Regions from separate parts of the Mus musculus genome. Here all the other regions are linked to region 2. Evidence: chromatin loops called from intact Hi-C (ENCODE). Cell type or tissue: left cerebral cortex. All regions are shown on one strand. Links, peaks and the distances in the headings refer to the core of each region. The heading gives the core; the rest is flanking DNA. Region 1 has its middle 23 kb from the start of Tmx1. Region 2 holds the start of Trim9 (tripartite motif-containing 9). Region 3 has its middle 20 kb from the start of Gm51972. Region 4 overlaps Trim9 (tripartite motif-containing 9).

What was found. Hi-C counts contacts between places; a loop is a spot of excess contacts. Peaks named below come from ENCODE experiments on the same cell type or tissue, not always from the same donor. Only the 100,000 strongest peaks of a DNase experiment are listed, where the experiment ranks them.
Region 1: a loop joins it to region 2, with 8 times the contacts of the local background. A loop is called at or near these places in 15 of 42 quality-filtered maps.
Region 3: a loop joins it to region 2, with 9 times the contacts of the local background. A loop is called at or near these places in 5 of 42 quality-filtered maps.
Region 4: a loop joins it to region 2, with 3 times the contacts of the local background. A loop is called at or near these places in 5 of 42 quality-filtered maps.

The regions. Positions count from the first base shown.
Region 1 is chr12:70,426,709-70,434,110 of GRCm38, forward strand. No RefSeq gene overlaps it. Among named protein-coding and RNA genes, the nearest start is that of Tmx1, 23 kb to the right of the region's middle. In left cerebral cortex, for the core only: a CTCF peak has its summit at 4,025 (motif pointing left); DNase peaks (open chromatin) are centred at 4,015 and 4,970; H3K4me3 peaks cover 199 bases.
Region 2 is chr12:70,342,620-70,350,021 of GRCm38, forward strand. It overlaps Trim9 (tripartite motif-containing 9), which reads right to left and starts at 4,995. Exons shown (of 14, transcript NM_001286388.1): 1 at 3,728-4,995. The coding sequence starts at 4,549. In left cerebral cortex, for the core only: CTCF peaks have their summits at 3,633 and 4,664; DNase peaks (open chromatin) are centred at 3,275, 3,602, 4,292 and 4,918; H3K4me3 peaks cover 4,794 bases; H3K27ac peaks cover 4,733 bases.
Region 3 is chr12:70,400,780-70,408,181 of GRCm38, forward strand. No RefSeq gene overlaps it. Among named protein-coding and RNA genes, the nearest start is that of Gm51972, 20 kb to the left of the region's middle. In left cerebral cortex, for the core only: no CTCF peak of the experiment used is centred there; DNase peaks (open chromatin) are centred at 2,169 and 3,733; H3K27ac peaks cover 3,607 bases.
Region 4 is chr12:70,277,416-70,284,817 of GRCm38, forward strand. Trim9 (tripartite motif-containing 9) reads right to left here. Exons shown (of 14, transcript NM_001286388.1): 4 at 4,418-4,528; 5 at 3,141-3,294. Among named protein-coding and RNA genes, the nearest start is that of Gm38467, 50 kb to the left of the region's middle. In left cerebral cortex, for the core only: no CTCF peak of the experiment used is centred there; DNase peaks (open chromatin) are centred at 3,722 and 6,095; H3K27ac peaks cover 2,684 bases.

The DNA of each region.
Region 1 (7,402 bases), core at 1,600-6,599, 84 kb after region 2:
GGGTAGTTGGGCGGGTCTGGAGGGAGGAAAGAGGGTATGTACTGGCTGGTTTTGTGTGTCATCTTGATACAAGCTGGAGTTATCACAAAGAAAGGATCCTCCCTTGAGGAAATGTTTCCATGAAATCCAGCTGTAAGGCATTTTCTCAATTAGTGATCAAGGTGGGAGGGCCCATTGTGGGTGGTGCCACCCCAGGGCTGGTAGTCCTGGGTTTTATAAGAAAGCAAGCTGAGCAAGCCAGTAAGCAGGATCCCTCCATGGCCTCTGCATCAGCTCCTGCCTCCAAGTTCCTGCCCTGTGTGAGTTCCTGTCCTGGCTTCCTTTGATGATGAACAGCAATGTGGAAATGTATAAACCCTTTCCTTCCCAACTTGCTTCTTGGCTATGATGTTTTGTGCAGGAATGGAGACCCTAGGACAGGGTAGGAGTGATTTAATTCAATTTCCATTAAAAACATGGTTTGTAATTTGCCTTTAGGCAAGTCTATAGAGCATTTTCTTGCTTGATGATTGACGAGGGAAGGCCCAGCTCACTGTGGGAACTGCCATCCACAGGACTGGCGAACCTGGGTGCTACAAGAAAGCAAACTGAGCAAGCCATGGGTAGCAAGCCACACAATGCTCCTTCATGGCCTCTTTATTCGTTCCTGCCTCCAGGCTCCTGCCTGGCTTCTCAGGAGGTGGACTACAAGCTGTGAGATGAAATAAACCCTTTCCTCCCCAAGTTGCCTTTGGCCACAGTGTTTATCACAGAACTGGAACTCTAGCTAAGACAGTGCCTCCTGTGATCTCCATGGTAACAATAATAAAACAAGTTAACAGAAGAGGTTCCTCTTAATCACCACAGAAGGGATTAAACCCTTTGCTAAAGCCTAAACCATCTCATTAAACTAACACTAACTAAACTAACACCTAGGCAACTTTAAATATTTTTTAAAAAAGATGAATATACTTGAATATAATGTCTAATAATTAAACAACCTGGTTAACAGATTTGGCGCTAGGCATTAGTGTTGTTCACATGACATGGGTAAAATCCTTTTGGGGGAATCGGATGACCCTTTCACAGGGGTCACATACAAGCGATCATGCATATCAGATATTTATATTACAAGCCGTAAGCTTAGCAAAATCACGGTTAAAAAGTAGCAACAAAACAAAACGATTTTATGGTGGGAGGGGTCACCACAGCATGAGGAACTGTATCAAAGGTCACAGTACTAGGAAGGTTGAGGGCCACTACTATAAAATGAAATCTGAAAACTTTTAACTTCAGGATAATAAATATATGCTGAAGTCGCTAAGATCTATAGTAAGGGCAGGTCTTCTGGGGAAACTGCAAGGAAGAAAAGGGCAGCGCTAGTTTTATTATCCCAGCTGCAACTGTAAGAGCCGTGACTACAGTGTGCAATGAGTGCTGGATGGAGACAGAGTCAGTGTGTGTGTATGTGTGTGTGTGTGTGTGTGTGTGTGTGTGTGTGTGTGTGTGTGTAAATATTGGAAACACAGCATGTAAAGGGTTTGATGTTAGCTGTGCTTTCAGTAGCCTGGGATCCTTCAAGCAGATCTGTTGTGTATATGGAGAACTGAGTCATAGTTACTCTAAAGTAGTGGTCCCCAACCTATGGGCCGTGACCCCTTTGGGAGTCAAACGACCCTTTCAAGGGCTTGCATATCAGATATGCTGCATATCAGATATTTACATTACGATTCATAACAGCAGCATACAATTATGAAGTAGCAATGAAGATAATTTTATGGTTGTGGGTTGCCACAACATGAAGGACTGTATGAAAGGGCCGCAAGATTAGGAAGGTTGAGAACAACTGCTCTGAAGGCCCATAGTGTAGGGGTGAAATGTCCCAGGGCCATTTCTCAAAAATCCTGCAGTCTAGGGATCAAAAATCAATTCTGTATAAGAAAGACTTGCTGAGAGTAATTTCTATAAGACTACTACTACCACCGTGGGTGTGGCAAAGACACAGTCAGATTCTATGTCTTTTTGCTCCTGGCCGTGGATTAGGACATAGCTTGCACATAACTGAGTGGAAGCTAGTGAAATGAGGGCAGAATGACAAGGCCCAATCCCAGGCTTGTCATGCCAGGGTGCCAGGGGATCTGTTATATCCTTATAGTTCTTATTTGCCAACTGAGTGCAGAGGATCCCACACAGAAGCTGAGGTCCTAGCAGATGAAGAGGTCCCCTGACTGATGTCACTGAAGACTGTCCTCCAGGCCAGAACACCTTCTGCAGACCTCATAAAGCAAAGCGAATGGTTGGGTGAAGCTGCTGTCATCTTACTTGCCTGAATAATGGGGACAAGGATACACTATGTGAGCAAACAAAAACAAACACAAAAATAAAAACAAGTCAGGTATGGTAGCACACTCTTGAAACCCCAACCCTTGGGAGGCAGAGGCAGCAGACCTTGGTGAGTTCTAGGCAGCCTGATCTACACAGTGAGTTCCAGGACAGCAGGACTACATAGTGAGACACTGTTTAGAAGACAAGAACAACAAAAACACCACAAATGCACACATAAAACGAAACAGAACAAAAAAACCCTCCTCTTCTTTTGGTTCTTTTGCTAAAACTGTACCCATTCTGTTAAAATGGAACTGCCATTTCTGATGGAGAGGTGACGGCTCTTGACACTTATTAGGTAATCAAAGCACAGCTATTTCTCAGCAGGAAAACAAAGGGCTTAGGAGATACATAGAAAAGGAGAAAGGGTCTGAGAAGTTTACACATCTCTTTTGTCCGAGGAAGAGCAAGAGGAAACATAAGAGTAAGTAAACTTAAGAAACCAGTAAACCAACCAATGAGCCAGAGAACCAGCCTAAGACAGTGCCTGAGTCATGTAGTACTATAAAAACCTGCACGAATTAGAACCTCTTACATGTATGTATGGAACCCAAGACCTTGTATGCTAAGTTTAAACATTAATTAAACAACAATATGTAAAGCCAGATACATATGCACACGAAAGAAAACATTCTAGATCACCTTGCCTCACATTTATAAAATAGTCCCAGCCCACATTGCTTTCAAAAATCTCTCCCCTCCCCCCCATATATCGCAGTTATTAATTGCTATGTAGGAAATAAAGAGAAACGCCCTTTATTATCATGAATGCCTTCTGTCAGCTGGATGTCTTCTTAGTGTATGATATGGTTATTTGAAGACAAGCACCTTGGACTTAGAAATATGTTTTCTAAACAGTTCTGGTATTTTATTTTACACATTTAAATTGAGATCGACAAAATTCTCTCCCATCACACTGTTGCATGGGATTTTAAATGTAGGGATTAGAGAGGCATCATGGGAAAATTGGCTTTGGTTGAATAATTATCTATTTAGAAATATCAGTGCAATGGAAATGAGTGTTAGGAGAATGGTTAAATGTGGTTAGAAAGATGAGAGGACAGGCTGGCTTACTTATATGGCCGCAAGTCCTTTATAAACTCTCCATTCCATAGAATGCCAAGTATCAAACTCATTAATTTTTCATTGGCACTGAAAATATTATATCAGATCTGAAGCTAATATATGCCTGACACCAAACCATGACAAGGTGATACTCCCTTTTGAAAATAAAATGTGCCCCATGTCTGGACCTACAGAGATGGATCACTCATGACTCAGAGTCCAACAGCTCTGATCTGGATCCAGTCCCTATTTACTGATGCCCTGGGCATGTTGCACATCCTCTTCAGAGCTCAGTCTCCTCTTCTGGATAATGGAGATTGCCTATCGAGCTACTGTGTGGAATAATCACCCCGAGGCGTTGGCCCCTCTTAGTCTGCACTGTGTACCTAACAGACTTAACATAAACCTCTGTGCTCTGGCTGTTGTTATTCATATCGTAACTATGGTACAGACAGGAGACTCTCTGCTCATACCAGGGTCACTACTGAAATGACAAGTGCGTCTATGACATCTGTAATGTGATTTTAAAATCCGTTTAAAACCCTTCCTTAATGAAGCCCTTAAAACTAAGTGCAATAAGAAGGCCATCCTCTGCCCCCTAGTGGCTCCACATAATTAGCCAAGACAACAAGCAAAACGTTACAGTTATTATAAACAAAGGAATATTGTGTAGGTTTTTTGGAAAGAAACAATGTATTCATGATAAGATTCCTTAATTCCAGACACTGAACCACGATTACAACTTTTCTTTCTGGTATCCTATTGGTCCCATTCCATGGTTGTATTTAAATGTTGTCACCATCTCCAGAGTGATGAGGGATCTTTACAGCTTACAGGCCACATCTAACTAAGTTCCTTAGCTTCTTCACAGTAGGAAGTGAAATATCAACGCAGGATTATATTCTCTAAGTTTTCAAAATACAAATAGAAAAGATACTGATTTTTTTTTTAAACGTATGACTCCAGCAAGGGCTGAAGCAAGTTTATTTTTTCCCATGCTGCCTTTATACCATACAAAGTACATGCAGAAAGTAGGGTCAGTTCTAGGCCAAGGAACAAACAAAGCATAAACAAAAGTCCTGTGATCACTGAAGATACTGATTTTTTTTTAATAAGCAGAGTGTTCGTGAACCTCTCTTTATCTCTTAACCTTGGGGGTGGGGCAAGCCTGTGCTTATTATTCTTTAAAGTAAATATGTATTCCTAAAAGAATGATAGAATAGGTCACCAGAGAATCAAGAACAGTGTTTAGACAGAGAAGACAAGGCAGATAGATGTGTTGGGATTCTCCAGAACCTCTCTCTCTCTCTCTCTCTCTCTCTCTCTCTCTCTCTCTCTGTGTGTGTGTGTGTGTGTGTGTGTGTGTGTGGCAGTGGGGCGTGTATGTGTGAGAGAGAGCAGGGAGGATCGAGAGAAAGAGGAGAGGAGAGAGACAGATTGATTGAGATTTGCTGTAGAGAGCTGGCTGTCAGCCATGGAGACTGGCACGTCCCAGCAGGGTAAAAGGGTGCTTGGCAAGCTAAGGAGAGTGAAGAGACTAGGTTAGCTTCATTCCCAGTCAAAGCCTGAGATGCCAGAGATCTGACAACACAACTCCAGTGTGAGATTGGCAGGTGTGAGCCCCGGGAAAGCTGGTGCTTCCATTCACATCCAAGGCAGGAAAGAGTCTGTGGTCTACTTCGAAGGTTATTGGCAGGAAGATTTCTATCCTCTTCAGCCCCTTTTGTTCTATCTAGGCCATCAGGATGAGGCCACGAGACGTGGAGGGCAGTGTTCTTTACCCAGTCACTTAAGGGTTAATCTCAAGAAAGACGACTTTCAAAGTCTTATCAAAGTGCTCAGGGATGGAGCACTTGCCTCCCTCACATAAGGTGCTGGGTTCAATCTCCAGTGCACTAAACATGAAGTTAATCCCATTGAAGACACCTGTAGTATCTACCCATGGATCTGGATACCCATCAAGTTGGCTAAATAGTCCATTGTCGTATCATATGGTGTGTGGTGTCAGGTTCTGGATCGTTCTAGTAGCCCACTGTGATTGGGCAGTGAGGTAAGGGAGGTCAATAGGAAGGCGGCGATTCCCACAAGCTTTGAGTGTATGTCTGGATGTCCATCTGTGGAACCCCTAAAGGTCTCTACAAAGAAAATGAAATTATGACAGTTGAAAATCCCAATGTGGACTTAAGCTACCACTCATTACATACCTTCTCAGCACCTGTATTAGTCAGCCTTCTCCAGAGGGACAAAATGTAGAGAATGAATCCCTCTTTCCGTGTGTGTGTGTGTGTGTGTGTGTGTGTGTAAATTTACTAGAATGACTTACAGCTGTGATCCAGCTAATCAAATAATGGCCAGCTGTAAACAGAAAGTCCAGTCAATTTTATCACTAAAGTCATTGTTGCCCTTCACTGTATTCTGAGATGCTAGAAGCTGGTTAAATTTGTCGTGAAGAGCATCTCTGGTCTTTGTCAAGTTATCCAAAGATGCTAAGAGCAACCAACCAGCACCATCATTTTCCTTATTTTTCCTCAAACAGCCAAAAGTTTCACACACAGGGTCACCAAATCCATTGCTGCACTGCCTGCCCCTCGCAGTTGCTGAATTAGCATGCTCAAATGCATTTGTCTCCTTAAGTTTGTAATAGAGGCCACACCATGGGCTTTCAGCACTCTCTGAGCTCCCAGGAGAGGCTTCAGTAACTGTATCTATTAGCAAACTAAAAGGCTATTCTAGGTACTGAAAAGATTCATCTTTGTACTTCTGTTGCTCTAGAACCATTCCTGGTACCAAAATCTGTGTGAGCCAGGGTTCTGTAGAATAACAGAACCTATAGAATGAATATATATAAACACACACACACACCTGGGGGGGGATTTATTAAAATGACTTATAGGCTACGGCCCAGCTAATCCAACAATGGCTGATTAGGAACAGAAAGTTCAAGAATTCATTAGTTGTTCCGTCCATATGTCTAGATGTCTTCATTTAGTCAGTCTTCAGTATACTCTGGAATCCCAAAGAAGTAGGCTCTCATGCCAATAAAGAATGGACTGGCTAGTAAGGCAAGGGCAAGAAGACAAATAGCAAAAGGTTTCTTCTTCCAGCAAAATAAATAAATAAAACTAAAAAATAAAAAAAAGCAAAAGCCATCTATATTTAGGCTTCCAGCTGAAGGTGTGGCCCAGATTAAAGGTGTGTCTATCTCAAAAATCCAGATTAGAAATGGATCTTCCTACTTCAAATTGAGACCAAACCCCTCATAGGTGTGGCCTTCGTTTTCAGGTTTTAGCTATTTGAGTTGTAATCAAGTTGACAACCAAGAATAGTCATCAGAGGGCCACAATTCTTTTAGTTTCTAAATATTATCTCAATCTGTACAATCACCCACAAAATATTTGCTGTTGTTGTTTTTGTTTAACTAATTGTACTCATAGAAAACAGAGGCTCAGAGAAGTCAAGTCTCTTACTTGCAGTCCCACCGCTAATCAGTGAAGGCAGATTAACCTCACGCAAAGCTTGCTAACATGTCTTTGGACGAGAAGTAGTGTTATTTAGACTTTGATTGAGTGTTTGGGAAATTGAAGTAAGTACTGTGGAGGACGATGATTGTCTGTTAAGATGTCTTTGTCTGTCAGTGTGCACAAGGTGCTTGCTACACGACTCAGCCTCTGGTTCCAGACAGAGTGGGTGGTAGGACATGGTAAGACGGGCTTAGGAGGGACTGCACTTTCTTTCAGTTGCTCATGGTTATCCAAGAGCACTGTATTTGAACAACTCCCTTGAGATTTCTGTGCAATCTTGAGTTAACACGTATACCTCATTGAGTGTGTATCCCATATACTAACTCATGTACACCTCAAAATGGTCCAACACTACTTGCCCTAAGCCACTGGCTATTCACAGTGAAAGACGGGATTTGAGGTAGTGACTTCTCTCTTCAGGAATCGTGAGCGCCTGGCCATGGTGCCATCCC
Region 2 (7,402 bases), core at 1,409-6,408:
CACACACACACACACGCACACGCACACAAGAAAGGAAAAAACTTTGAAAAGAGTCTGACATGGTGGTGTATACCTTTCACCCCAGCACCTGGGAGGGAGAGTCAGGATGATCACTGTGTGTTCCACACACTGTAATAAATATTAACAGAATGTTATCTTAGAGGGGTCATCTGAGACATTTTACACACCACTGCTATAACTAAGCAGATATTTTTCCAGCATAGTTTAGAAATAAAAGGATAATCAACTGATGACTTATTTGAAAATGATTACATTGTAAATATTAGTTTTAAAAAGGAAGGAAGGTGGTTGGAGGTTAGGGTAGGAGGGTCAGGAATTCAAAGTCATTTTTGGCTACATAGCTAGTTAGAGGGCAGCCTACGCTACATAAAACTCAATCTCAAAACACCAGAGTTAATTAATTTAAAAGCAAAGTCATTTGAAAGACACTCTAGACGAATTAGCACGTGTCTAGGGTAAAAAAGAAAAAAAATATTTAGCAGCACAAACACGGAAGGAAGCTTATGAAACATTTACTGATTCAGTGATTGGTAAACCATCAAGAGTTTAAGACTATGGCGACTCTTGGGAACTGCTAAAAATCGCAAAGTGGTGCTGGCAGTGGTGGTGCATTCCTTTAATCCCAGCACTCAGGCGGCAGAGGCAAGCAGATCTCTGTAAGTTTGGGGCCAGCCTGGTCTACAAAACGAAGTCCAAGACAGCCAGGGCACTTACACAGAGAAACCTCATCTCAAAACCAAACCAAACCAAACAAAATTACAAAGTGAGTTAGTAGCTCCAAAAGCTTATTTCAAAATGTCTGCAAAACTCTCTTGTGTTGCAAGGTTTTCTCTCAGCCTGACGTGGAAAAAGGGATAGCATAAATGATGATACAGTATAAAGACTGCTACCAGATATTTGGTTTGGATTATTATTTCATGTATTACTTATGGATTTTCAAGGTCATAAATATCTAAAAAATTAACTTGGTAATCTGATGATAAATTTTAACCACTATTAAAACTACTTGAAAACTATTTTGCCTTGCCTATGTAAGATAATGGCCTGTGCCTAACGGATATTTATTCACAGGATTTTCTTCAGCAGTAGAAATGGTTACTATCACAGAATATGAATGAAACCATTCATAACTCAGTGCCCAGACTCCGAGGGAAGGAGGTAGAGCCTTTTGCTCTCCTGTGTTTTAAAGGTCATAGCAATTCTTGCCTGGGAGCATGTTCAGAGACAGAAATACCAGGACAGAGTCTAGCTGTGGGCAATGCAGCAATACTGTATTAGCTTGTTAGGGAAAAATAAATTAAGAAATAATGTTAGGTGCTTTTCTAAAAAAATGAGTATTAAAATCTATCATTCCCCATTCAACTTTTCCAGGCCATTTAGTCACTCTGATATTGACTGAACAAATTGAAATGGATTTATTTTTCTGGAAAAAAATGTGCCAAAATCCAGTCATGGTCTTCTAGCCATTTATTCCATTTCTCATTATTTTTAAGCAGATATAAAACTTTCAACCATAATGTCTACCCACAATTTGCATTATCGGGCTTAACAAACAGCTTGACATTTCAACTGTACATGGAGCTTAGCAGAGATTTGAAGGTTCCTTTTGGTCTTTGTGGACAGAGGGGGGCTTTTCTTCATGAACACACATGTTGTGTTTCATACCATTCCAATTAACATGTAGCAGTACGGTCTTTGCCCAGGCAGGGCCATTCATTTCTTCGATACTCTGTAGAGAAATTCCACTCTAGACCAACTATGTCCTGACTACAGTCACGAGTTTGGATGAAGAATCACACTATGAAGAAATCATGTCTGAGAACTATTGTTTTTAATTTTCAAAATTAAAGTGGTGTAAAGATAATTTCTCCTTTGACAATGCTGGGCAGCCCACCCACCGACGCCACCCCCCCCAAATGGTATACTTGAAAAGTAAAGTTGACTTAAAGCACATCTCTGCAAAGTGGTCTCCTTCCTTCTAAGCAGCATAAACATGTTATTAAAAAGAGCTCTTTCAGTGGATGCTCACAGTCATCTATTGGATGGAACACAGGGTCCCCAATGAAGGAGCTAGAGAAAGTACCCAAGGAGCTGAAGGGGTCTGCAACCCTATAGGTGGAACAACAATATGAACTAACCAGTACCCCCCCCCCCCCAGAACTCGTGTCTCTAGCTGCATATGTAGTAGAAGATTGCCTAGTCGGCCAACATTGGGAGGAGAGGCTCTTGGTCTTGCGAACATTATATGCCCCCAGTACAGGGGAATGCCAGGGCCAGGAAGCAGGAGTGAGTGGGTGGGTAGGGGAGCAGGGCAGCAGGAGAGGGGTGGGTATAGGGGACTTTCGGGATAACATTTGAAATGTAAATGAAGAAAATATCTAATAATAAAAAAGAGCTCTTTCCTCACAAAGCTTATCTTGTTTTGTACGTGTGGGGGAAGGAGCAATAGATAAGTACAAAGCCAGCATAATTAGCATGTGCATGTTATCATGGTGATAAATACTACTGAGAAAAATAAAACGGGGAACAAAGGACTGTCTGAAGCATGTGGTCATCAAATGGTCATTGCAGTCTCCATCTGGGCTTAACACGTCTGAACAAAGTTAATGAGATAAGGGAGGGTTGCCCTGTCTAGGCACTGGGGAAGAGAATCTCGGGAAAGAACACACAAATGTAAAGGCTTAGGCCAAGGGAAGGTCCCGGGGGTTGGCTGAGGAACAGCAAGAAACACAGAAGCAGAGAGTCAGGGTCAATCAGCGGAAGAGGACAAGAGGAACACGTCAAGTAGGCTTTGCTAGAATGTTCTAAGAATGGTCTGAGAATCACACGAAGCCATCAGAGTAGAGGAGTCCCAAGACAACATGTCAATAGCATTCTTTCTCGGTAGCCCGGGGAGAGACCCTATCAAAGGGGACCCAAAAGGGAATTCTGCTAACAGGTGTCTCAAAGTTTGTACACGCAGCTACTGAAAGGGAAAAGGTTTGAACCCTGGTGGAATAAAGGTTTGGAGAGAAGGATGGTTTTAGTACGCGACCGCTCAGAAAACTCTGGTCCTTCTGCTTCAGCCTTAGGTCCCCACCCTCGAGGGTTAAGGCCTAGACTGTATGCCATAGGACCACAGGAGTTCTGGGCACCCAGACCTGCTTCTCTTTCAGCAGAGTCAGGTCCAGCTCAGAGCCAACTCATCAGTATTCCAGCCACGGAGTCTCTCCCCGCCCCCGCTGTGCATCAGGGCTTCTGTCTCCTTTGCTGAGATAGCCCCCTGAGGTCTACCCAACCCCACTGCCCCGACCTGCCCTAGTCTCCCAAGCCCTCAGCCCACCCTGTAGAGGCGCATGCCCGGAGGCCTCTGCCACCCGCGAGCCTCCGTCAAACCAAGTAGGCTTTGCCCTATGGTGGTGGCGACCATAGATAGGCTGCAGACTAAAGAGGGGGCATCTTAGGCCCAGCTCACAGGCAGAATGCATGGGAAGGGAGACCCGTGCTAAGGTATTCCTACAACCACTCTCTGGAGACCTTCAACTTCCCTGCGTCGCCTCAAACGTCCCCTGAGCCTCCTGCAATGCACCAGATCTCAAGGCAGACGCCGAAGGCACTTGCACTGCGCCCCCACTGGGATGCGCTGTCACCCTAGGAGGGACCGAGTGCTGCAAATCTGGAGGACCCTAGGGCGCGGGGAGTCAGGGGTGGGTTGCATAGGACTCACCTTGTGCAATTTCCACATAGCCCCCAAAGCCTTGACTTCGTGGCTGGAGTGTTTGCCCTCCTCTAGGCACTGGTAGCACACGGGCATCTTGCATTGCACGCAGTACATGCTGTGGTTCTCCAGCTCGTGGTCTGTGCAGGTGGAGACCTTGCGCGGGCTCAGCCGCCGGCTGACGCGGCCCTGGGCCGGGGGCACCAGACGGTGTTTGGCTAGGGGACCCCGGGGCGGGTGGCAGCGCAGACGGCAAGGGTCGCAGTAGAAGACATCGCACTGTTCACACATGACCGTGGCTTCCTTGGGCGCCTTCTCGCAGAGCTGGCACTTGAGGGCCGCGGCTTTGCTCTGTTGGTAGCGGTCGATGACCCCTTCCAGGACGCGGTTCTTGGGGAAACCGCGGAGCCCCCGGTCATCCAGAATGAGGCTGCGGTGGCACTGGGGGCAGGTGATGCAGGAATTGCGGGGCACAGGGGCCAAAGCCGGTGACAGGTGGGTGGGCGGTGGCGGCATAGCAGGGGGGAAAACGCGGACGCCGTTGGGCGACTTCTGGCACGGGGTAGTGGGGGCGCTGGCGAAACCTCCGTAGGAGCCATAGCCGCTGTCCGCCTCGCTGTACAGGCTCATCTTGTCCAGGTCCAGATAATCATAGTCAGAAACCCCAGAGCCCGAGGCCCGGCGGCTCTGGGGGGACTCGGACTCCGGGGTCTGCACCAGGATGTTGCGGGCGCACGCCTGACATAAATTGTGAGAGCAGGGCAAGATGATGGGCTCCCGATAGAAGGAGCCACACACAGGGCATTTTAACTCTTCTTCCATCTCTTCCATGGGGACCTGGCTGGAAGCGAGGCAGCAGCGGCTGCGGCGGAGGGGGCCTGACCTGGCGAAGCAGCCGATGGGCCTGTGGTGGCCAGCACCTTGGCCAGCGGCGGCGGTGGTGGCGCCTTCCCCGGTCGCCTAGGCGCCGACTCCCCAGGATGCGCTCTCTCTGTGAGCCACCGAGCCTCCGCGCTGCGCGCCAGCCCGGGTCCGCCCCCTTCCCACTGCTAGCCCCGCCCCGCCAGGGAGCGGAGGCTCATCGGACGGTGGCCGTGAGAGCTGCTTTCTTATTGGCCTCCCGCCTTGTCCGTCTCCTCTCCTCTGCAGGTCGCTGAGGGCTCTATGAGTCGGAGCTGGAGCCCCGGCATCGCCTGCTGGCTGCTGCGGGATTTTAGGAGGGGGCTGGCGCAAGCCGAGAAGAAGTGGGGCGGGATGATTCATCCTTTCCTACCCCCCTCCACGCTTCCTTCTGAGCTCGGGTGCAGTCACCCCGGAGCAGGGGGCGTGAGAACCCCTCCCGGTCGCGAGTGGGCTGCTGCTGCCTGTCGCCAGCGCTTGGCGCTTGCCTTCCAGCTTTGGTCTGCATGCCGACCCACCCCTTCTCCTTCCGCTGCTGGCGTAGAGCCAGCACCTCCCCCGAGCCTTCCTGGAGCCTTTTGGGCTTTTCTCCAACCCTCAGAAGCAGCTGGAGCGCCCGCATCTCTGGTGTTTAGGGAAGATGGTGGTGTGCCATGGCTGCAGTGTCCCCTTTCTGCATCCCTGGTAGCTTTTTCCCTACCCGAGGCAAAGGCTCAGCATTCCCCCAAAAGCTGTGCCACCATCGCTACATGCTTTAAATGTGCGGAGGCCCTACGCCTTGGAGCAAAGGTACCTCTCACCCTCCCCAACCTCCCGAAGCTCCATCCCCCAGTTTTCGAGAGGCCCCAGGAAGGTTAGTTGAGTTGAGTCAGGCAGTGTTTGTGTATTTCTGAGTGTTTATCGGTTGTTAACTAGCTATGTGAACGAATCGCTATGGTACTGAAGATTCCAAACAATATTATCCAATGTCACATGCCCTTAGCATCTACCATAAATTCCAGAAGAGGGGTGGGATATTATTTCTGCTTCTGTAAGATAACGAGGGATCCAGTGATAGCCCTTATATTCTAACCGATTTCTCTTTCCCCCAAACGGTGCTAGAGATAATAAGTCCTGCCTCTTGCCTGTATAACCCTTGAAATGATGACAATGATAGAATCTTTGAATAAAGATATCAGCCTGCTACTCAATGGGGGAGAATCTTTGAATCTAGTGACATTCCAAGGAAGTAATTTATCTTGGGAGCATACATAGTTAATTTTCCGAGTGATTCATGAAGCAAGTGACAAAAATGGTTTTCAAGTTCGTGGGATCTTCCAAATTTTCAATTTCCAGAAGATAACAATTATTCATAGCTTACTTTATAATTTAAAAGCACTTTTTTTTTTCCCAGAGAAAAGAAGTACTTTCTATAATCTTGATTTTGGAGAAATAGTACAAATAAATTGAATTATCTTGCAAATATATTTTTTAGCACAATGATTACAGTAGTTGATCATTGGTTGTGTGGGAGGAAAATTCACATTGTTATTTAAAACTATGTTAGTCACAGATCCTACAGGGTTTATTCCTAACCCACATTTTAATTAGTTGAGACCGGAGCTGCTAATGTTATATGCAGTCTGTTTATAGGCAAAGTGTTTCTTAAGATTTGATTGGGGCATCATCTATATTAGTGCAGGATATATAGACTATTAGTCCAAAGACACTTTGCTCATGTTAAGTAGTTAATTCTTAAGAAGAAAGGGGCATCCATGCCCGTGTATGTTACAATCCTTTCGTGTATTTTGTATTCACCTGCGCAAGTCAGAGAAACCTTGGCTAGCAAAGTAAAGAGTGTCATTCTTCCCAAGTCTGGGTTTTGCCTACCACAGAATACCATGTAAGAGGTCTGGTGATTAGCAGACAGGCTATGCTTGGTTCACGGGAAAGGGTGGGTAGTTTGAGGGCATGTCCAATGGTCTGATTTGGTGTCAGACACAAATAGCCTCAATCCGATACAGATTTATAGAACAGTTGGTCAATTAGGAAATAGCTTGAGGTGAATTAACTGTTAGATCTATTTGGTCAGGAACTAGCACATCGATCCCTCCTAGAGAGCTTTCCAGATGACTGCCGTTTGTTGGGAAGTCTCCTCTTCCTGGCATCACGACTTGAGCCAGTCCCTGTAATATGACCACATGGGCACAGTTATTGCCACTTGTCAGATTAGTGATCTGAAGCTAAGAAAACCAGAGGAACCTCTCACGATCCAGCACCGGTGAGGCTAGGGTTGGAACCCAAGAGCGGGAAGGTTGTAGCTCCTTTTCTTCATTCACCAAGTAAATAGTCCATATTTTGTGAGGTTCTGGTGTAACGAACCTGAAATGTTAATCTTTTGCTATCCTGCTTAGCTTCTCTGAGAGTTTAACATTTTTAAAATTAATTTCTGTTTTTGTTAGGCCTTTGAAGATGTTCTCTCATGTTGTACTACTTGTCCAAGGTGTGCTTTAAAGCCCACCACCCCAAGTTATCTTTTAAGGGGCATAAAAAAAATCTGAATGCAATTGGTGACCTTGTAGAAATGCCAGCCCACAGGGAGACTAATTTTTCTGTCCCAGCTGGCGGTTGACTGAGCCCTGGAGTGTGGGATTGCTGGTCCTGTAGTTCCCTCATTCTTGGTAATGACTGCAGATGTTCTCAGTTTGAAAATGCCGGATGTGGCCCCATGAAGCTTACCATTCACCCAAATGATGCTCTTTAGCAATGAGTTGAGCAAATTAGAAGTGCGCTGGCAGCGTTTCC
Region 3 (7,402 bases), core at 749-5,748, 58 kb after region 2:
CATGCAGAATTTTATCAGATTTTAAAAGAAGACCTAATACCAATACTTCTCAAATTATTCCACCTAAAGGAAATAGAAGGAACATTGCCAAAATCATTTAACGAACCGGGTTTAAAGTGTGTTAATGCATTTGCCTTAGTCAGCTTCATGCTACTGTAACAAAATACCTGAGCTAGCTTATGAAGAGCAAAGGTTTATCTAGCTCATAGTGTTTCCAGTCCAAGAAGGTGGGGGTGGGGGTGGGGTAGAGCAGAGGATGAGGGAGGGGGAGGGGGAGCAAGCGACAGAGCACATTCGCTTATACCACAGACCCAGAAGCAGAAGGAGGCATGGGTCCCATGATCCTCTTCAAAGCTATATTCCCACAGAAGTCAGGACCTTCAACAAGGTCCCATCACTTAAAAGTTCCACATCTTCCAAATAGTGCTGCTCTGGGGCTCAAACCTTTTGAAGACATTTGAAGTTAGAACATTGTTAAAATGCATCAAGTCAGAGCACTTACCTAAAACCTAGCCATATACTGATGGTTTTATTTGGGTTAGATAAGGAGTTAAGAGTTGCAGATTAATCCTTGCAATAAGTCAGAAAGTCAACATCTCAGCTGAAGCAAAGGCTGCCAGATTGTCCCCAAATATTCATCCCCCCCACTTCTGTACTCAAGGGATTTGTAGCCATTATAGGACTCAAAATTTGTCTGCATAGCATAGGCTCTCTTGTAAGCCAAGTGTGTGCTGCTGCTAACTTTGACTACAGGGATACACGTAGAAATGATGTCTCTCGGGATGTCTACCTCCTTCCCACTGACTGAACCCTCAAGGTAAGGGCAATGCCCAGACCAGCACCCTAATAGAAGGTCTTGAGTCCTGGGACAGTGGAGTTTTCACACAGCCCAAAGAAACAGAATTTCTATTGCCGAGAAAGAAAAAGAACCCCTGGTAAAAGTCCAGAAAAAGGGAGAAACACAGCATATAGGAAATATGAAAAAACAAAGAATTTAAAGTCAAAAATATGCCTAAAAATAGATAGCTAAAATAAAAGTGAGTGGGCTAACTTTCTCCACTAAATATGATAACTTCATCAGGTGAGACCTCATCAGTCAGACTTCGGTGCTAACAGTGAGTGAGCTACTGGGAAATCTGGGACATTAAGACGGGGGTTGGGGGGAGACAAAGACAAACAGAGAGAGAGAAAGAGAGAGAACTTCAGAGAAACAACAACAGAGAGGATTTGGTGTGCATATAGTTTTCCCAGAAAATGAAAGACCATTCTTTTAAGAAACTTGAAGTGCAAAATTCCAGGTGTTAGTAAATTTACTAAAAAATTGAATAATCGTAAACCTAAAAGCAAGACAGAGAAAACTGAACTTGATTGCTGAATGAGCCAAATGACCTCTAATTCTCAGGTAAGGGTGGCTAATCAGAGAGAATGGGGGAGGGAAGGAGGAAGGGAGGAAGGGAGGGAGAACAATGGTCAAGTTCAACCTTATGAGGTCAAGTGGAGGGAAATTACACAACTGGTGTGCAGTGTTGACCCCATCATTTCTGTACCTCTAGTGAAATCTACATACTATGTCACAAAGGGGCTTCTTGCCACTGAAGATGTATGGACAATGGACTTGACTCTAGCAGTGATGACGGAGAAACCCTCATCTTCTGGGGCTATCCGTGGATAGAGAGAATGAGGCATCCCCAGCTCTTGGATGTCTCGGGTTCTGCTTGTGGGCCACACCACAAGAACCTGCTGTTATTGTTACTCATGCTAGTCTTTGCTTCCTTTACGGATACTTGTCTGGACATCACTGGATTGCTAGCACCTGCTTTTGAGGTCCTGGGCCCCAGTGGCAGCCATTCTGCCTAGGGAAGACGACACAAATCCCCCTGCTCAGCCAGAGAGCACAGCCAGAAGCTATCACTCTGACACAGATGGGGGATGGAGATGCAGAGTCAGAGCCACACCTCCCTCCTCATCGCCGCTTGGAATCAACAGTCTTCTACTCACTTCCAAAAGTGTGAAGGGTATCGGTCTAGATCAGTGCACGTGGGGTTTGCTGGGGTGTCACAAACTACACTTAGAGCACTCAGTCTTTTTATCAGCTCCTTTGGTATTGATGTCCTGAGGGTCGCCTTCCTGGAGTCTAGGTATTAAGGATTCTGTGTCCTCTGCCTGTGATGATCCAATGAGAGAATAAACCAGGATCGACTGCCCTCCTTTCTCTTCCCACTATACTTCCTTTCTGAGCAATAAAGAAACCTACACACTAGTCTGCTATCTGCTGGTCCTCAAGTATAGCTCACCAAATGTCACTTGGACTCCAGGGATCTTGGGAGTCTGCTGCTGCTAGCTAATTTTGAGGTAAAAGACAGAGAACAAGGGTCTCATGTTGTTACAGCTAAACCGATTTTGCTGATGTCATAGCAACACTGAAATTTAAAGGTAGCATGAAGTGTGGCCCACGTTTTAAAAAGTCAAGTTATCAGTGCTGACATTTTCTGGCACCCAACACATATGGGAGACGACACTAATGAAAAACTGTCATAGTATGGCAGGGCTGGGGTTCATTTTCAGATGTTATAAAACACTGGTCTGTAGACTACCAACTGTAGGCTTCCAGAAGACCATATGAGCATATGAACGATCTAATCGCGTGATGACTTATAATAAAGGCTTTCTTTGATTGGCTTCGGGAAACTTGTAGCTCAGTTATTTATTAAGGTAAGTGACATGCTCTAGGCCTGGGCACATTAATTCCTATTTTTCTTTGCAGACATTCTAGAGAAGAGATATTTTTAAAATATCAGCTGTGCTTCATTTTCTTAAAATCAGGTGTTACATAAAATAGAAAAAAAAAAGATACCAAGATGTTGCTTTTCCAAAGCATATGTGCACCTGTTTAGAATTATGAATAATCAAATAACCTGACCCCAAACACTGTTACCATTGTAATCCTGAGCACAATATGACCTAGAAGTGGGGATTGGGCTGACTGGGGGAGGACTGTCTTTGGGTGTTGCCCAGATCATACTTTTCGGACGGTGTTTTCCCAGGCCTACCCTTGTACTTGGCTTGTGTTGACTGCTAGGAAGAGCGAGCTTGCTGAAGGTGTCCCCGGGGAAGTAGCTGAAGGTGTCCTGGGGAAGTAGAACAGTTGGCTTGAAAGAGCTAGCCAAGAAAACTCAGGAACTGTGTCAAAATGTCTGGAAGGTCATCCAGGAAGATCCAGCGAAGAGAGGGAGTCCAGGAGAGCTTATCAACAAACCCCAGTGATATAAATATTCAAACTAGTTTTCATTGGTCTAAATCCTATTTTTGCATCTGAGATGATGCCTTGTGGGAAAAAAAAATCAAGGCAACTAGGGCATGCCTGGGCACACCTGGGATTTTATAATAGTTCTAGCTCCAAGTAAAGGTTCTATTTCTTCCATTCACCTCATTCACCCCGCCCCTCCAACCTAATTCTTAGCTAATTCTCTCTTAGAGGAGAACCTTTTCAAAGGTTCACCATCATCTCGAATGAATCTCCTTTCCATGATGTAAATGGCCTCTTTTAGAGCTTAATTCTGCACAGCTGGACAAACGGGGGGGGGGGGGCGATCCAGGTTGCCACAGAAACTGCTGTTGGTGCTGGGGTTCTGTATGCTTTGCTCCTAAAAATAAGATGTGAAATGTACTGAGGGTGTGATTAGCACAGCACAGAAGGGAGCTTCTAAAAGGAGAGCCAAGCCTCCCGCCCCCACAGGAACGGGGGTGTTCTGCATAGCTGGAGGACAGGACATGAATCCCAGAGCAGATGCTCAACAGGGCTCCTCCCTCAAAAGGTGCAGGGGAAGACGAATGGGAACGGGGCTTTGGAAGAAGATAACAGTCTTCAGGCCAGCAGAATCCATATACATTTTAAGGTTAAGATGTCCTGAAATTACCCAGGAAGTAGACAGTGGCTCTGACCAAAACAGAATAAAGACAGATTCAGTAAGGAAACAGGATTGGATTGTTGGAGTCCAGAGGCCACCACAGGATGCTGTCAGACATCATCTTTCCCAGATGATTCCCTGGTCAGTTTGAAGGTGTCCCGTGACCTTCACTTCCTTATACAACTATAATTCTCCCTCTAAGTATTGTTGGGATCTGTCTTTTGGTAACTTCCTTTTGTTTCCTGTTTATCTCCCAGAACAATTTTAAAAAGTCAATTGTCACATTGCTTTTTTACTTAACATAACTTTCCACTTGACACCAAGATGGAGCAATTGGTCCAGGTTGCCACTCAGTTCAGAGACCCAGCCAGGTTGACTAGCCAGACTCATACTTTTTTTTTCAATGAAAAATGAGATATCATTAAAACCTTATCAACCATGTGCTGACAAGCTGTCTCAGTGGGCAAAGGTAGTTGCAACCAACAAGACGACATGAATTTATTCCCTGAGACTTGTGTAATAGGGGAAAAAATGACTCCTTAAAGCTGCTCTCTGGCTTTCTCGTGCTCACTACATGAGCATGTACAAACACACACACACACACACACACACACACACACACACACACACCACACACCTGAACAAATAAATTTAATATGTAATAACTTTATCAATCTGATGATTTTATTTAGAAGATTCATGTGTGCTTTCTAAGTAGAGTCACTTCTGATTCATCATCTCTTCTGTATCATGTAAAATGCATGCATTTTACACAGGGTAAATACCTCTACCTCTCCTGTTTGTTCATAGAAAATTTAGTGCTGACCGAAAGTCAACATCTTATGGGTGTGACTACAAAGTAGAGCGGCAAGGGAGTAGACTTCAGAGTCAGGGGGAAGCTGAGCTTGAATCGCACTTCCTCCACTTGAGAAATCTGTAATCTTTGATAAGTTATGTAACTTCTTTGAACTTTAGGTTTCTCGCCTTAAAAACTGAGATAATGAAATGTCATGAGTAATTAGAAGTAAAGAAAATTATATGCTCAAAATGTCAAATGTATACCAGTGGGTGCTCAATGAACCCAAGTTCCTTCTTCCCTGCCTTTGTAATCCTCGAGGTCTCCACTTCCGTTGTGGAGCACTGTCAATCAAAACCTTAGCTCCACATGCAATCAAGCCTAGAAAAGCCACCTGGGCAGGCAGTGAAGGGTCAGTCTCAGCAAATAAACCAGTAATGAAGTAAATCCCTTTATAAGCTGAATATAGGGAAATTATATGAGCTGCTGATATGAAAGAATTTGTTCCCTTGAGGAAGTTATAGAAAAAACTCACTGGCCACTAAAGTAGACTCAAAGTAAGAATGTATATACCATCAAGGGGAAAGCTGAGACGAACGTCAGGTTAAATCTAAGGTCCCTCCACTGACTGCACTTCCTGTGGCTTAGCCTTTCCATCTTCATCACCCAGCAGCTGCTCTTCACATTGTGGATGACCACAATGTGGTGGCCAGCCAGGCCCTGTGCTCAAAACTACTTGATCTTTTGTGCTCCTTGTCTTTCTATTCAAATAGACTCCATGGATAGCTTTATAGCTTTTTAGTGAGACCTGGATTCCTTGCCTCATAGACTGAAAGTCTAGAAAGACCTAGGTATCACCTAGTTCCTGCCCCTCTAATATCCTATAGGGCAAGCTAGGACAGAAGACACATCTTAGTTCCAAGCAAATGTAACACATGTCAGCTGTCCAGACTGATAAGACTGGTTGGCGATTCATTATTTGTATGTAGGTATAAGACTTACATAAAATCATACACACACACACACATATGAGCTGGAGAGATGGCTCAGAGGTTAAGAGCACCGACTGCTCTTCCAGAGGTCCTGAGTTCAATTCCCAGCAACCACATGGTGGCTCACAACCATCAGTAATAAGATCTGACACCCTCTTCTGGAGTTTCTGAAGACAGCTACAGTGTACTTACATATATAATAAATAAATCCCTAAAAAAAGAACCCAACAACAACAACAAAGAAAGAAAACTTCGTGTGCAGTTCCATAGCAGATAGCTATCTGGACAGTTATGGGGCTGAAATCCTAATTCTGACATGTTGGATGTTTCATGCTTAATCTATTTGGGCCTCAGCTTCTTCATATGAGAAAAGGGGAGGGGCTAGATAAAACATATTTAGTGCCAGGACCTATTTTAGCTATGTGCAAAGCATGTATATTTAATCATGCCATAACTACAGTGTTTAGGGTAAAAGCCAAGATTACTGAGTGACTAAGCATCCTGATGATGTAAAGGCTAAAAGATGCAGATATTGGCTGGGCCTCTGCCCCTCCAGGAATTGAGGCAGGAGGATCACAGATTCAAAGTCAGTCTAGGCTATAGAGTTCAAGGCTACCAGTCTGGGCAACTAATAAAGATACAGCCTGAAAATAAAATTGAAAGTTCAAAAAGAGGAGGGAGAGCTGAAGTTATAGCTTAGTAGTAGAACATTTGCCTAACGTGCACAAGGCCCCAGGCTCATTACTGTTAAATATACAAGTATGTTGTTTTGAATGAGAATGGCCCCCATAAGCCATATATTTGAATGTTTGGTTTTCAGATGGTGAACTGTTTGTGAAGGATTAAAAGCCCTATAGATGGAACAACAATATGAACTAACCACTACCCCCAGAGCTCATATCTCTAGCTGCATATGTAGCAGAAGATGGCCTAGTCCGCCATCACTGGGAAGAGAAGCCCCTTGGTCTTGCAAACTTTATCTGTCCCAGTACAGGGGAACGCCAGAGCCAAGAAGCAGGAGTGGGTGGGTAGGGGAGCAGGGCAGAGGGAGGGTATAGGGAACTTTCGGGATAGCATTTGAAATGTATATAAAGAAAATATCTAATAAAAAAATCTAAGAAAAAAAAAGGTGTGGCCTTGGAGGAGGTGTGTCACTGCAGGTGGGTTTTGAGTTTCAAAAGTCCCTGTCAGACTTTCCCTCTCCCTCTCCCTCTCCCTGCCCCTCCCTCTCTTTTACACTCTTTCTGCCTCCTGCCTGTGGATCAGAATGTAAGCACTCAGCTACTGCTCCAGCACCATGCCTAACCTCTGACAGTGTAAGCAAGCCCCTAGTTAACTGCTTTCTTCGATAAGACGCCTTAGCTGTGGTGTCTCCTCACAACAATAGAATAGCAGCTGAGACAACAAGCAAATAAACACATAAGTAAATCACACAGACAACTCTTTCTCCCTTGAGCCTTCCAATAATGGCACATGGACATGCTGTCCACAGAGTGGTCCAGACTCCGGACAAGACAGATGACTCTGATGTTCTCTGTTTTCAGCTTCACCGCCACTTGTCCCTCATTTCCCAATGACTAGGAGGAAAGGAGGGAAGCAGAAGCCCAGTGTAGGATTTACTTTTGAACTGAGGAACAAAAATATATACTGCCTTTGCTCTCATATTCAGTAACACTAGTCACACGGCTATATACAGCTGGTTCTAA
Region 4 (7,402 bases), core at 1,250-6,249, 65 kb before region 2:
TGAATGGGAGCAGGCTACCACTGAATTGATTAAGCTTAATGAGTACAAAGCAAGACACATAAATTATCACGGCAGAGGGAAAATAATCAGAATCGAATTAAATTAAGACAAAGTGTTAAGAAGAAAATTTTACTCTCACACCAAATGGTCTTTTCTTTTAATGCCTAAAGGATTTTTCTGGATCTTCTATGTGCCAGGTCAGGTGCTGGACTCAGGGTGCTCTACATTTTAGCTGTAGTGTAGCTGGCATTCTCTGCAGTGTGTACAGTCTTGAGCAGTCCACACATACAGCATTCCCTGCTCTTAGCACTGTGTGCACCGATAAGCGAACACGTGACTGCCCTTGGACACGTGGTCTGTGATGCTCAGCTCTCAGACCTCAGTTTCATACCAGCTGCAGGAGCTGCTTGCTCCAGTTTCATGGCCTGGGCTCCACAGGGTCAGGTGGATGGACCAGACTCAGAAGGGCAGCGGATGTGGGAGCAGATTGCTCTGCCAGCCCATCCAAGCATTTCAAAGCCACGAGGCTTCTACCTTCTAATTGTCCCTTCCTCCTGCCCTAGGATCATCAAGGTGGACTGGAATTTCTCCTCTTCCACCAGAAGCCTTAGCACTGCTCTTTTATGATGCAGTCCCTGCTCCACACTACTTGAGACATAACTTTTTAATGCTTTTATCCTGTTGAGAGGATTGGAGACAGTCTGCCTGGGAGGAATTAAGCTGAGGCTCTATATTCTTGCAATAGGTGGTTTAGTGATGTAGGTATCATAAAAAGATTTTTTAAACAGAAATAAATGACTATGCAACACACACACACACACACACACAATTAAATGTATAAAAGGAAATTGGTTATTTCTCAAAGAAGCTACACTGGAAGGTGCTAGTTTTGTGGAACAAGTTGGAAATGACACTAGTGTGTTGTTCTGAAACTACTTCCTGGAGTGGACCCCTGCCCCATGGCTTGTCGTAACATAGCTTCCTGTGCCCCAGTGCCCTTAGCTGTGAGAATGGAGGTGACAATAAAAGCACTGCGATTGGATAATGAATGGTTTGTTTAACATTCCACAATGGCTGCCATTTTTTGTTGCCACAACACGATATTTTAACTTACAACTTACACATCACTTCAGACTTTGGTTAAGGCAGTATCTCAAAGCAATGCCTATCAATAAAAAAATGAGGAAACTTGAGTGACCAAGAGTAGAGGGTCGTGAAAAGATGTAGGAGTGCCTAACACACACATGAGTTCACCAACACACTGACAGCCCTAATGGTATTAAAACTTCTCTGGTTATAGGATTCTCTGCATGATAAGCAGAAACAGGTAGAGGTTTTTTCTAACATGTACAATTTGCAAAGCATCTACTTTTAGGATTTATTTATTGTGTGGGTACTTAAATTAAGAGGTGGAAAATGTAAATAAAGTTCTCCAGCTTAAAAAAAGATTTTACTTTTATTTTTAATTATGTGTACATGCGTGGGTTTGCAATCTGAATGCAGTGTCTACAGAGGCCGGAGGAGGTTAGATCCTCCGGAGCTGGAGTTTCTGGCAGCAGTGACCCACCTGACTGGATCCTAGAAACCAAACCCTGGCCCTCTGCAAGGGCAGCGTGCACTCTTAATTGCTCAGTCTCCTCTCCAACTTTGAAGAGTACTGCTTTCATTTTTTAATTGCTTAAAAGGGTTTTTAAAAAAATCTACTTTGCTTGAGATACTATTTAATGTAATGCCTGTTGGCTTGGAACTTGCTATGTAGACCAGGCTGACCTGGAACTTGCTATGTAGACCAGGCTGGCCTGGAACTCACAGAGCCCTGCCTCTGCCTCCTGAGTGCTTGGATTAGGCAATGTGCCACCACGCCTGGCCTGGTTTCTTCAGCTTTCAAGTACTGATATGGTAGAGGTGGAGGACAGAGCCACACTTGTCAAGGGCTTGAGTGGGGGAGGAGTTGACTTGTGGTGCAGATTTCTTTTCTGTTTTGCTCTCGATATGGCCTCTTACTATGTAGTTTGTGCTGGTCTGAAACCGAGATCCCCCTGCCTCTGCCTCCTCATAGCTGGGCTTACAGATCTCCATCTTTTCACCTGGCTTTGGAATCGATCTTTGTCCTGACTGTGGTGGTAGCTATAGGAATCTACATATGTTCTAAGATGTCATAGAATCATCCATACACTCCACCAATGTCAAATTCATTTGTTTTGTTACTGTTTTGTAGCTATATAAAATGTAACCGCCGGATGGGAGATAGGAAGGGGGTGAGTGGTACAAAGGACCTCTTCTTACTATTTTTGCAGCTTTCTATGAATGTATTTTGAGACATGAAGCTATAAAAATCAGAAATGGTTCTCAGCAGATCACTCAGTGCCATAAATACCACTGCATAGCTGGATTCGATGTCTAATAGTAAGCACTTTCATTTTCTTTTGGTGCCGAACATAAAAAAAAATACAAGAACAAAAACTTGAGACAGATCTTGCCATATTGTGCAGTTCCATAAGCTAACCTTTAGGTTTCTCTCAGGGTTTCATTCCTCCCCCCCCCCCCAGCCTTTCCACCATCCTCTCAAACTCTCCATCATCCACACTCAACATCCAGCGCGCTCTCCACCCCACCAGAAGCTTTCATTTCAATGCTGGAGTTCCTCAATATTTGATGCTAATTGGGGGTCACTTGTGGAAAGGTCTCAGCTATACACAGTGGCATTGTAAGTGCCCTCAGATGCCGGAAGTGGCATTACAGGTAAAGCTGCCTGAAGTGGGTACCAGAAACTAAGCATAGGTCCTCTGCAAGAGCATCAAATGCTCTTTTTCTTTTCTTCCTCTTCTTTCCTTTTCCTGATTTTTGATTCTCATTCTTCTTTTTAGATAACATCTTACTAGGTAGTCTTGTCTGATCTGGAACTTGCTATGTAGACCAGGCTGGCCTTGAACTCACAGAAATCTGCCAGCCTCTGCCTCCTAAGGACCAGGATTATAGATGTGCACACCACACCCAGCAGCAAGTGCTCGCAACTGCTGAGGCCATTCCCCTACTCTCACTCTGGATCGTACAACCTTCATCACGGGGTCATCCACAGTATTGCAAGCAGCAGCACCCGCTGGGGACAGCGTGTTGACCCTGGAGACACAAGGACGCACCTTTCACTTGCACGAAGTCCAGTTGGTGAATAGACTGCAGCAGAGGGCTGTTGTCCAGGCTCAGATCAAAGTCTGTGGTCATCCTGGGAGTGAGGGTGCCCTTCCCCCACTGGTCCTCAGTTAAGTGAACTCGCCTTATGAGAGCATCTGAAATCTAAACACATCAGAGAAACACAACGTCACCTTCAAACCGCAACACTGCTCTGGGACTCTGTGAGCACTGCCACCAAACCACGAGGACCTCAAGCTCCTCCAGCCTCAGCGTGCTTGGTGAGAAAGACTGTGGCATGACTAGAGTGGCCCACAGTTTCTGAAGCAAAGCAGAATATTTTTTTTTTTGAGTTAGAAGGAGGCACTATAAACAATTAGCAGCTGCCAGTGGATTTTACATGAACTATGCCCATGCATTTATTACTGAGCTTCCAAATGCTGTGAACCTTAAAGAATAGGGTACAGCAGGAACTAGTTTATTCTATAGAGTCAACAGTGCCACCCTTCTGTTTCAAGGTGTGGGCAGCCAGACAAAATTTTGGAAGGAGGCCTGCAAGGCAGAGAGGCTGCTGCACATCTCCGTACAGCTTCAGTATGCTACCTTCCTGTGGCTCTCAGTTGACTCTTTGGAAGAGATCTCTTTCATTTCTTACATTTGGCCCCATCTGTCTCTCTTGGCTGGTTGCGGAATGTGAATTGGAAGAGATCTACATGTTAGCTTAGTTAAAAAAAAAGTACTTTGCCTTGTCATTGGTATATATATAAAAAAAATGCAAGCAAAACACAGCTTACACCATAGCACTTTATAACTGACAATGAAAAAAAAAAAGAGCCCCAAACAAAGCAACCTGTCTAGTACCACTGGGAAAAATAACTGGTTTACTGAGCAGGAGGAGGAGGCAGCAAGGAGGGACCATTCACACAGACTTCAGCTGACAAAACTGCTCAGAACTATGAGGGAGAAGGCACAATCCTCAGGCGAGACAATACTCTCTTATTTGGGAGAAAAGTACAGAGAATTATGTTTTCATGAGTAAGCACAAGAACAAATGCTTCCGGTACCCCGCTTCAGCCCATGCTCCTCTTAGTCTTGAAGCATTGGCTGTCAGAGACCTCCAGGAAGTCTGCGGAGCTCTGCAACAGGCTCGCGCACACTCCTTGAGCAGGCAGGTAGGTTCCACTATTGAGCGACAAACCCTAACCAGACTGCTAGATGTCCCATCTATGTGTCCTACACTCTGCGATATGGGCTATCTGGACCAGGAAGCGGAAGCTAGTAAACTGACCTGCAAAAAGCCACTGGGGTCGTTCTCCTTAATCACTTCCAAGCAGTACTCCATGAGGCCCGTGGTCTGACGCAGCTTCACCGTGCAGTGAGAGATCTGGTCCCGAACCACCTAAGGTTGGCGAGAGAACAGAAAGGTGGGTACACAATGGCAGAGGGAGAACCTCACAGTAGAAGAGAGGCACACTGGTACTTGGGAAAGGTCCCTCAGAGCAGAATCCAAGTGCATCATGGAAATGGATCCACATGGAGGAGACTAGTCCGTGCAGCTCTCTGCATGGGCAATGGCTCTGGAGGATAGATGGGTGATGTCCTCAAGGGACATTGCTAACAGGACTCTTCAGAAAAGGTTATGGAAGTCAGAATGTTGAGGTTAGAACTCTGTGAATCTGGTGACCTTGGCACATTAAGGTCTTGTATAGGACCCTGCAGACATTTTCCTCTGTGAAGTTGACACTCCTGTGATCTGCTCTTAGGGTAAAGGCAGGAGCTGTCAGTAAGGGGGCTACAGCTTCCACATGGCTACTGGCTGCACTCAACCCTCTTTTCTGGCCTGCAGTTTTTTTCTAAAGAGTTTTCCCACCTGAAACCCAGGGGCATTTTTTCCTGGTTGCTACCGTCGGTAAATGCTACTGGCTTTGTAAACATCCCAGTTTAGGTGATAATAACAATAATAAAAACAACTATTATTCCTACTCCTCTGCTACAGGGCATTTAATGCCTTCATAGTTTTCTATCTACCCATTTGCTAACTTATGGATTTTATTGTTGTATTGTGATAATTTATGACATACGTATACTAGAATAAGGATACCATTCAATACTCTAAGGTTTTTCTGTCTGCTTTTAAGTTTTCCTTCTTAAGGAGAGTTGATTCGGGGGCTTGTTGCTGTCTGAATGTGGGGCTATTTGCCCACTCCCGGGAAGCTTTCGATCTGCTTAGGAGCCGGTGATTCTCCAGCATGCAGAACAGGGGTCAGCTCCCCAGTAATCCTCTTGGTGATTTGGGGGTGCACTGTCATTGACTTCCACTTTCTGAACTGATACTTCCTACCTTATGGAGATCAGGCAAATAATTAGATCTTTTTAAAAGTATAATCACTTTGTAAGGTCTAAAAATCTTATTTAATTTTTAATTAAAAGTTTTACAGCCAGGCAGTGGTGGTGCACGCCTTTAATCCCAGCCCTTGGGAGGCAGACGTTCATATGTGTAAACCTGTGCATATGGAAGCCAAAGGTTGATGTCAGGTGTCTTGAGCCCAGAGATCACCAATTCAGGTAGTCTTTGCGACCACAAATCCTACTGTCTGTCTCTCAAGTTGCTACCATTAGAAGCTGCCACCACATCCACCCAGCATTTTATGTGGGTGCTGGCAACCTGAACTCTGGTCTTAGTACTCGCACATCAATGTACTTTAGCCATTAAGCCATCTCCCGAGTCCAGTGAGGAGTATGTATTGACTCTCTGGTCAAGTCTTCTCTCAGCTCGCTTACCCATTAGCTTTCTGCTTAGGTTTTCTTCCTGCTTTTTATTGCTTTGTTGTTTTGTTAAAGTTGGTTCCTAGGAGCAAGGAGGTCTTTTTCATCCCCCTTGCGATGTGCATTTTTGGACTTTGATGCTGGTGACCCAGAAAACCACTTGGCACCGTGTTTGCAGCTGGCAGCAGCCAAGTCCCTTTCCTTGGATACTGTGCAAGTCACAGGAGTGTCAGAAATAGGTCCTGGGAGAACAAACAGTTCCCTGGCTTTCATCTGCACTAGGACCTAACCTAGTTCCCACGGGACAGTGGATTGCTCTGTGGCCCATGAAACCAGGGTAAGCGTTGAGAGTTTTGCCGGAAGAGCAATGGTCTTGACAGGAACCTATTTATCATTTGACCCGTTTTATTTTGATAAGTGGCAAAAGTAATGAGGGCCACTGCTTAGGTCAGGACAGGACACCAGCACCTGTTTGGAAAAGAGGCAGTCTAACAAAGGTCTGTAGTTTTCCTGAACTCTCAGGCTTTTCCAGCAGCCGAGAACCACTCAGGAGACTGTGTACACACACAGGTAGAACTTGTTCTGACCACTCTCCATCCCCATTAATGACAGGCCCATTACAGTCCTCCATCACACACAGCGAGGCTTGGTGTTAAAGAAGAGGACTCCACTCTCATCTAAGTTTGAACAAGGTAAGTTCCCATCCTGACTTCCAAGGGCTTCTCCATTTTCCACATGTCTATAAGTCTTTCTCTTTATTTATAAGAATAAACAGCTTTGACTCACACTCCTCTCATGGATGCTGGAGGAGATCACTTATAAGTCACCAGTCTAAATAAATGGCACTGTTCTTTCTATTTCACCCTTTTCTAAATGTAATCTATTTTTCAACTCCAGTTTAACGCCCCCACCACATGCAGTAACCCTATAGCCCTTCTTGCTTGTTCTCTTCTACCTAAGGCACATGTGCTTTCAAAGTTCAAGCCTGAAGGGTCTGCGCCTCACTGTTCTTTGCTCCTGTTGGTGGGGCGCATTTCTGTGCACCCAGCCAGGATCCGAAGCACAAGGAGCAACTGGGGATGCTCTGAGTGGCCTCATGGGGAGCCACAGGGGAAGTGCCCTGGCCTGATTTCGTTGATTAAACAGAGAGCTCTAGGGTCGCCCTCCACAAAGCGTATTATTTATAATTTTACTCTTTAAAGAATAATGTATTCTTCAAAACTTGGAGAAATGTAAATGAACGAATACTGTATACCGTTACTCTCCCACAGGGTCTCAGACAAATGGTTTTCCTCTTTCTCCAATCCCACACTCCGTATGAAGGGTTGGATTTACCTGACAGTAATTTTTACAAAGACATGTTTGAAGCTTGGAGAGTTTTTCCTTGAGAAAAGAATCACTTAGGGCTATTAAACAAGCAAAAAATACATACACATTTTGTTGTTTGTTTGTTTGTTTGTTTGTTTTTTCTGAGACAGGGTTTCTCTGTGTAGCCCTGGCTGTCCTG